2 separate regions of the Mus musculus genome follow, and region 2 is linked to region 1. Evidence: chromatin contacts called from ENCODE Hi-C or POLR2A ChIA-PET data. All regions are on one chromosome and are shown on one strand. Each heading gives the region's core, a stretch centred on a gene start or an enhancer-like site at or near the end of the contact. The rest is flanking DNA. Distances are from core to core; before and after follow the strand shown.

Region 1 (4,285 bases), core at 1,241-3,740:
CTTCATTAGCCTTAAGAAAGTAAGCTTGTGAGTAGGCATGGGGAATTCAGAGTTCTTTACAAGACTCACAGGAGTCTCACTGATGAAGCTGATATAAACATTAAGGACTATAGAGGCTGAGAACCCTGTTATCACTGCAGCATCCTACAAGACAAGAATCGTCTGCAGGCATGCAACTTTCCTGAGTTCTTACCCAGAATCCAGTCACATGTCGCTGCCTTGAGCCACCTGTATTCCTGTGCTATCTCTCAATCAAATGCCTGTCAGCAAAACTAGTAAACTCTTGATTCATGATAGAGTCTTGGGTGGAATCTTTCCTACGTCTGTCATTACACCCTGGTCTGATGGGAGCAGACTCTTCTTCTGTTCTTCACTGGAAAAATCACAGAATGGAGTGTCTTATTCATTGTGGTGGAAACACATAAAGCAGTTTGATTTCCTGCTGGTGGTTGAAGAGCTGAGAAGTCATTCCACTTCAGGGAACATGGCAGCAAGCAGGCAGTCATGGTCCTGTGTAGGAGCAGACAGCTTACTCTTTGATCCACACTGGAGCACATACAGATAACTGGAAACTGCATGCTATTGTGTAATGAAAAAGCCTAGTGACATTTTCTTGTGACAAGGTCACACCTCCCACTCTTTCACAAATATTTCCCACCAACTGAGACCGAAGCATCAGTTGTATGAGGCTGTAGGGTACTATTCTCATTCTACAACCTCAGTGAATCTAAAGTTATAGACATTGTGAGATCCCCTATTCTTGTTATAGAGATGGGCAATCCTGGTACTTTGTCCAGAGCCAACATTAAATCTCCTCTGTGACAAGAGCACATCCATGGAAGTCTCTGCCTTGTGGAAGTGGAATTTCATTTGAAATTTTGATTTCATTGGAAAGCCCATTGTGGGGACTTTATGCTCATAACTACACTTTCAGGAAAGCTCTCCAGGTTCAGAACACAGCGACAAAGGAAACTCTCTTGGGGCCTGATACTAACCTAGATGAAAGCAGAACTGGACAGCACTGTATATGTTGTACTAGTTGTGGAGGCTCTGAGGTGCATCCTGTAGGTCAGCATGGAGCTTTGCAGCCATGCTAAGAGAAATGCTTCACCATGTAACTGGTAGGGTGTATACTGTCCTTCCTAATATCTTGGTGGGATCACACTTCATAAAACATGCAGGTGACAGCTAAGTGGACTTGGAACCCCACCATAGCCTCATGTTAGAAACATAGCAACATCTAGAAAGGGGATGTCTGTGCTTTAGAACACACAGATGAAGTTTAGGTTGACACTGTTCTTTGACATCCAAATGATTCAGCAACCACAGACCCAATGCATATGATGATGTAGGGGTTAGGTTTTCACAGCACATTCCTCTCGAACTTATTCTTATCCTTCCCTGCCTGGTCACTATTCCTCCTTTTGGAAAAGGCAGGTTTCCACTGGTCCATGGTAGGTTGAAGGAGTAATCTTGTAAGCACTTTGAAATAAGCAATTGATTGAATTACAACATCAAGAGACTTTGGGCTTTGACTGTCTTGGGACTATTAAAGTCTATGGGCATGTTGAGAAGTGAATTGTCTTTCTTAGAAACAGATGAAAGTGAAACTCTCAGAGGCTTCCAGGTTACAGAGTATGGTGTTTTTTTTTAACGTATTTGATTGTCAAATTCCAATAAACTTATTTGATATTTCTGATTTGTTTTTGAAATAATCATTTCTCTGTCCTGATTTTGAGAAACTGAGGTTAGTTCAGGGCAGATGCTTTGACTTTCAAAATATTGTCACATAGGAACACTTGTAGATCAGAGCAGGGAAAGGAAATTGAGTAAGAAAGATCAGACCTCTGCAGAGAGAATTCTAACAATGGATAATGGGCCAGTGGCCAGTACACATACCAGTGTGACCTCAGGAGCTGTGTCCTCCCAAGTGTAATCTGAGCAGGGGAAGGAACAACAACATCAACAACGGGCAAACATACCCAGTGGCTTATGTGTACCTGTGTTTGTGAACAACCATTGGAGACCGTTAAAATTGTAGTACAGCTCCCACTAAAAAGGAATTTCTTAAATATATATTAACATTTTAAAGTTTTAACTTTGTTAAATGATCTATACTCTCAATGTGTCCCTGACCAACTAACCACAGTATATACATCCTAATATTTACACAAAACTGTTTTTCATGATGTGGAATCTGATCCATGTATGTCTCATGCAGAGTGTAATTGCAAAGGAACAAGTATTATTTATTTATTTGCAATACTGAGTATTATGACAGAGTCTACATTAGAGTCGAGCGCTTTAAAGTAGGCCAAGTACCTACCATAGTACCTACCATAGTATAATAGTAAAGAAAACAGAGAGAAGGCTACAAATCTAAGACCAGGGAAAGACCACATTCAGTTCCAGGAATAGCTTCGCAAAGACTTCTGGGATATGTAGTCCAAGCAACTGTGCCATCACGAGGAGCCATCCAGGCAATCCCACTTTAGCTTTCGTTTTGTACATTGTGCCTTCCTCAAAGTTTTTGCGAGAGTCCTGAACGGCTGTACACGCCTGTTGTCTCTGTCATGGAGGTTGGTTCATGAAACAGCACAGCCTGGGGCTTTGTGCAAGCATCGGGCTGGGAAAAGGCGGGGAGAGTGGGTGTGGGGAAGGTGGGGACTGAGCGGACCTGGGCTTGGAGGGAGAACGGAAGAAAAGAAGCTGTTGGGATTTGTTGTGCTGATCTGGCTGGGTCACGTGAGGTTGCAGTTCTGGACCAGGAATGGGGCGATTGGGATTGTGTCTGAGGTGAGGGTTTTCATAGGACACCGCAGGGTGTCTTGGACATAGGAACAGACTGGTAGCAGGGGTCAGGATTGCAAGCTAGTGATGGTGAGATGACTACTTGCACCTGAGGCAGTGCTGGGAACTCTTTGACAGCTTTGCTGGGAAGCATGCTCCCCTAGCTGCCCCATTCTCAGGTGGATGCTGTCAGATGCCCCAGTCAGTACCTTTAGAGCAAATGGGGTACCTGGCCCCACTATCCTCTGTACCTGGCCTCCTCCTACGGTCCTGATTATGTTCATTTTCCCTATCAGTTAAGGAATTAAGAGAGAATAAAAATCCAAGTCCCAACAGGTCATAGATGGGAAAATCTGGAACAGAGCAGAGAGATCTGCCAGGATGGGAGGTCACTGAGAGTCTTTGACTATAGGTGAGGAAACACATGTAGTGGATACACAGAGGGAAGTCAGCAAAGCAGGCAACCTGCCACCTGGTTTTACCTTGAGGGCTGGGTTTCCTTAAACCTTGGATAGGTTTCCTGTTCATAAAGTAGGGTTGAATAATTGTAAATAAGACACAATGTCTGCTTGGCACACTATGATTATGTCAACGTGCCTTGATCAGGCCTTGAACCTGAGAACGTTTATGAGCAGGGTATTAGTATCTGGTGAAAATCTCGCGTGGCCTTGTTTTAGGGGGCCAGGCTTTTGTGTCAGGTCAGCAGGGTAAGGAAGAGCTCACAGACCTGTGTGTATTCTTGTGACTTAAAGTAAACAGACCTGTGATAGAAAGACACTTGAGCCTACTGTGAGGCACATTCCTGTCATCTCTGTATTTGTGAGGGGGAGGGGCAGGACCCTCTGGTCAACCCCTGCTTGATAGCAAATTCAAGGCCAATGTAGGCTACCTCAGTCTGTGTCAGAAAACATTTAATCATGCTTGATGGACGTGAGAAATACTCTCTATGATTCATTCCATGTCTTCCAGTGAGAGCCGTGGAAAACCCCTGCAATCAACACTTTGGTGTCTTACAAAGTACACATGCTTCCCTTCTGCCGACCCAATCCATGTGGGATTCAAACTTTGTTTTCACTAACATGCTCTTGTTAAAGATGGTACATTTGGGTGACTATTTGTTTGGATTTACTGTGTGAGGAAGGACTCTCCTCTTTCCCTTGCTTGATTATTCTTCCTATTGACAGTGAATGTTCACTCCTTTTGGATAGTTAAGTTTGTGTTAGATTCTGCCATGACCTGAGGATGCTTTCTTCTGGTCTTCCCTGAATTCTTCCAGTTTGCTCCGTCCATATCTAGGCAGAGACTCCATCATTTCTTCATTGCCTTTCTGCAGTTCTTGAATGATGCAGGCTACTGTAGTTTATGTTCATGTGTCATTTTCTGCCTCTTTTTCTGGGATATCTTCCTGTGTTCCTGTCCCAGAGGTTTAGCTGCTTGCAAATGCTTCTTACAGTTAGCTGGAACAAGCCCACGTCCTCCACTGTCCCTCACATGG
Region 2 (4,556 bases), core at 986-3,485, 110 kb after region 1:
GACTTTGAATTCCAGGACTCCTGACTCCTCCTCAAAACACAGAGATGACAGAAATGAATCATAGAATATACTTAAGTTCACTCTTCAATAATTAGGCTGTTTGATTTTAAATACATATAAATAAATATTTGGTGCCTGTAAGTTATATGTGACGATGCTCATGTACTCTTTCTATATTATAAGGACTGTGTTTTGTTGCACAAGGCAGCACACAATTCCCAATTGATAAACTGTTATATGTAACATTAACTAGGAAGTGTCTATTTATTCTAGATATGGTTGCAAACTCATTGAAAATTCCAGTAGCTAGGACAAGGTGGTCTGAAGCCCATGCTTCCTGACAGTAGACTTGAATGCTGTAGGTCAGGCTCCAGCTCTGGCTCACAAACACTTGGTTTGACTGAAGAGTGATAATATAAGCAAGATCCCCTGAGATAGGGGGAGCGGCTGTGGAGGAGAAATCTTGAAACACACACACACACACACACACACACACACACACACACACACACACACACACACACTAAAATCTGTGTGTATTCTGTGAATGCAAAACTCTTGTAAGGAGTCTGTGGGTGCAGAGTCTGATGGCCCACGTGTAAGTTCACCGAGGGGCAGAGCCTGGAATTCTGCAGGTTCAGGGTTAGCTGTCTTACCTTGGGCTGGTTTTACCTTCAGGGTCAGTCCTTGCCTCACTCTATAGTGGACCACATAGCTTATGACAATAGATAAAAACCTCCCAGAATCCACTGACAAGGGAGAACATAAGTTTCTATGAATCCAAAAGCTAAAATCTCAGCAGATGGTATCTTAGGTGAATAGAATATCTCCCATATATCGTAGTACATGCTTCTATCGACTCACACCAAAGTATTTTAAATTTTCCTTGGTTAATGACATTCTTTGTTCTGTAAAACCATGAAACTGATTCCATGTTGGAGCATAGAATTTGGATTAAAGTAAATCTGTGTTCTCAGATCAAGGCTATTCAAATGGCTCTGGACTAAACTATTCTCTTAACCCTTCAGGAGGAGAACTATGCATAGACAGGAACCTATGTGAAAAATCATTAGACCCCAAATGTATAACAGCTTTCCAAATTTATATTCCAGCTGTTCCAAAGCAGTTGAAAAACTTGGGGAATTCTTCCTAAAACTATTAAAGGTGCCTCAGTAAACCTGAATGTCACATTGAGGGACAGAAAATTTAATATTTAAGACAGTTAAATTTAGGACAGTTCAGACGCTGCTGACAATGTGAAGAGACAGAAGAAAATCATGTGATAAGAAAACATAGTACAATGTACAGAGCCTGGCAGATTAGAGAGCAATGTACAGAGCCTGGCAGATTAGAGAACAATTTACAGAGCCTGGCAGATGAGCAGAGCCATTTTCCTCTTCCCTTTCAGACTTTCCAGCCCCACCCAGCAATCTCTCATCACACCAAGTCGTCTCTCATCTGAAAAGAAGTCCAAATTTGGACAGAACACATACTCAGAACCGTTGAGGTACTGCTGTCTAGCGATTTTAATTTGATGTGCAAAATCCATAATTATCTGGATTGGGCAAACATAGGTTCATACCAATTACAAGATTATTCTGTGGCTACATAGCCATGTATTGTGATGATTCAAGTCACAGAGATGTCTATTGGAAATTCCCACTCTAACCAAGGCATCCATAAATCTAACAATTCATTCCAAAGGAAAAGTAACTAACAACCCACACAACAATCACCGTCACAGGACTCTCTGTCCCTAGACACTAGGACCTTTGGGAAGCTGTGTGAGCTCAAACCAGGAGTAATCTCTAGGACATAAAGTATATGGGGCGCTAGATGTCCACGTGTTCTGTATGTCCTAAGAATCTGACAACCACCACAGGAGAACCCGTCAGCTAGGCAGAGCACGTTTCCCCAGCAAAGATGCGTGAGCTCCCGTCAGCATCTCAGGCACAGGCAGTGAGCAGACCCTGCCTGCCCTTGCCATCCTGCTGTTTCCAACCTTCTCCTCTTCAAACCTGTGCCCAGGGACAGTGGCCCAGCCTAGGTCAGCACAGCACCTCAAGGTCAGCAGCTTCCTGTCTCACAAGCCCAAGTTGGCACTCTCTGTGCCCTATCCGCCACCCTGCACAGTCCTTCAGATCTGCAAGATGGTGCTGTTCCCTGCACCAACCTCCATGGCAGAAATCCAAATGCAGCGCTCAACAGGACAGCTGCACAAATTTGAGAAGAAGCGAAGTTTGAAGAAAGAATACGGAATTTTGTTGCTGACAGCTCTTTCTGATGACGTCACAGGCGATGGGACTACATTTCCCACAAGTCAGTTGGAAGGACTTCCGGGAACCCACTGAAGAGCTTTTGTACACTGCCTGGATTACAGTCCACTGAGAGCAGCTGCACATGGGCATGCACATGGAATTTGGGCTCTTTTAAAATCCTTGGTCATGGCACGAAATGTTTGCCTGTAAGATGAGCCTTTCACAGTAATCACGTTCATCACGTTTCCATGTTATCTCTGCTACAACTCTGATCTATGTATAGAATCATTCACGAATGAAAAATTCATGCTTTCATGATCTGCTTTATTTAAGAATGTGGAAGCAGGAAGTTAATGTAGGAGTGAGCATTATCTCTTTACGATTCTATTGAAACCATCTTAGTCGCTTAAGATAGAAGAATTGGAGATCAAATCTAGTCACCAGCAGATGTTTTCTTAGTACAGGCTTTCCTGTCTCCCAAGGGGAGGGGCAGAGTTCCTGGGATCACAATGGTGTGTGTACTGACTGTCGAGCCATTGTGCACTTACAGGATTTCCCTTTGCCTTAGGTTTGATGTTTCTTATTGATTTTCCTGTCTCTGCACTGATCCTGTCATCGGTCATATTTGAAAATATTTGAACATTAGTGTTATCTGTCTTGAACTTCCCTCCCTTCTAAATAGAACACTTGAGTGTTTTCTCCTTGAATACAAAGGTATCAGATATATGTTCATATTACTGTCAAATAAGTCACTGTAATAAAGAAGTTACACTGGAAACATGCAGGATTGAGAATCCCTACCTTTTCATGGGAAGGTTTATTCCTGTGTAGTTCATACTTGAGTCAAAGTTACAAACTCCATTACAGAAAAGGCTTCATACTTCCCGGAATCCTAATGATCCAAAAGGAACCCGTTTCAGCGCAAAGACTGTGCAGAGTCCCTATTCTTTTTCAGGAGTATGTTTATCCAGAGATGCAGATCATTTGCTCACTCAGAGAAACTAGAGGCAAGGAGCAGTACGTGTGTGTACCTGTGCTTGATTGGCAAGCATCATGACTGGTCTGTCCTCCTCCTGAATGCTGCAGTGAAGGGCATTGTCAGAAGCCACAAAAGTTATTATTTCTCAGCATAGCTAGTTTTCCAATATGTGTTATGTGTTGAGGTCTGGTCTGTTGCTATGTATGTAATGCTAAATTCTATACCCGAAGATCTAAGCCTACCACAGACTTCTCACATTTACAAGGTTCTGTTGTGCAAACCTTGTTCCTTGATTTAATACTATTAGTTAAATCAAATTGGCTACAGCCAATTACTGGAGAAATTACAGGTAGGTGGGTTTTGAGTTACCTGGTAGAGGGTCGAGAAGAGAGAGAGAAGGAAGAGAGACCAGGAAAAGGAGGAAGAATGGGGAAAGAGGACAAAGATGCCATGTCTCAAAGATGAGACATGGCCATGAGAAACAGCAAGTATCTGGGGTATACCATCGGGAAGAAAGGAGGACACCAGGATAGCAGTTAGAAGAATAAATGAGGGCTGCCCTCCCCAGTAATTGTCAAAGCCAATGGAAATAACCATAGTCTGAGTCTTATTTATTTGTAAGCTAGTCAAGGGTAAGCTTAAATTAGTTGTGTGTATGGTATATGTATACATGTATGTTTGTGTCTTTTCATGCACACATTTGTAAGAGGGTAGTCATTCACATGAGATGTGTTCATCCGTGAGGATGCAGCATCCATTTACAAGTCTTCTGCAGTCTCCATTTCTGTGCATTGTGGCTGTATAATTCAATAGGAGGAGGAGTTACGGTGGTGTAGTCACAACCTGAACATATCATCAAAGAGGAGCCTCATTCAGCAGAATATTAGGAACCCAGGCATAGTTATGGAAAAGTCTACTGGAGCCAGAGTCTCAGGACTAATATGTTTGTTTAGACCATGATCCCAGTTTTAAGTTTACTGCCTACTATCATTTTTTTACATCTTGACCATTTAATTTTCTCTCTTTGAAACATACTCTAGTAGGTTCTATTTTTTGCAAAATCACTTTAAAATCTATGCTTACAGGCTAAAGAGATTGTTCCATGGCTAAGAGTAATTAATGTCTTATAGAATATGAGTTTGTTTTCTAACAGGCACATGATGACTCTCAAGCACATACAAGCAGCAGTTCTAGAGGATCAGATACCATATTTTGACACCACGAGGCTCATAAATCATCACGAATCTATTGTAGAATAGATACACACACACACACACACACACACACAAGCTTCTAGCAAAGTAAAATAAAATATTTAA

The links. A loop is a pair of places that touch in the nucleus more often than their neighbours do. ChIA-PET counts read pairs that join two places held with the same protein, here RNA polymerase II (POLR2A).
Region 2: a loop to region 1 is called in a map of gastrocnemius, with 1.9 times the contacts of the local background. The contact joins the promoter of Zfp457 here to the promoter of Zfp455 in region 1. A Hi-C loop is called at or near these places in 1 of 37 maps with a recorded cell type or tissue (gastrocnemius). POLR2A ChIA-PET finds 5 or more read pairs at or near these places in 2 of 5 experiments (Patski and embryonic stem cell).

The regions. Positions count from the first base shown.
Region 1 is chr13:67,192,016-67,196,300 of GRCm38, forward strand. Zfp455 (zinc finger protein 455) reads left to right here and starts at 2,491. Exons shown (of 4, transcript NM_001048204.1): 1 at 2,491-2,579. The coding sequence starts at 2,574.
Region 2 is chr13:67,304,177-67,308,732 of GRCm38, forward strand. It overlaps Zfp457 (zinc finger protein 457), which reads right to left and starts at 2,236. Exons shown (of 4, transcript NM_001003666.2): 1 at 2,174-2,236. The coding sequence starts at 2,179.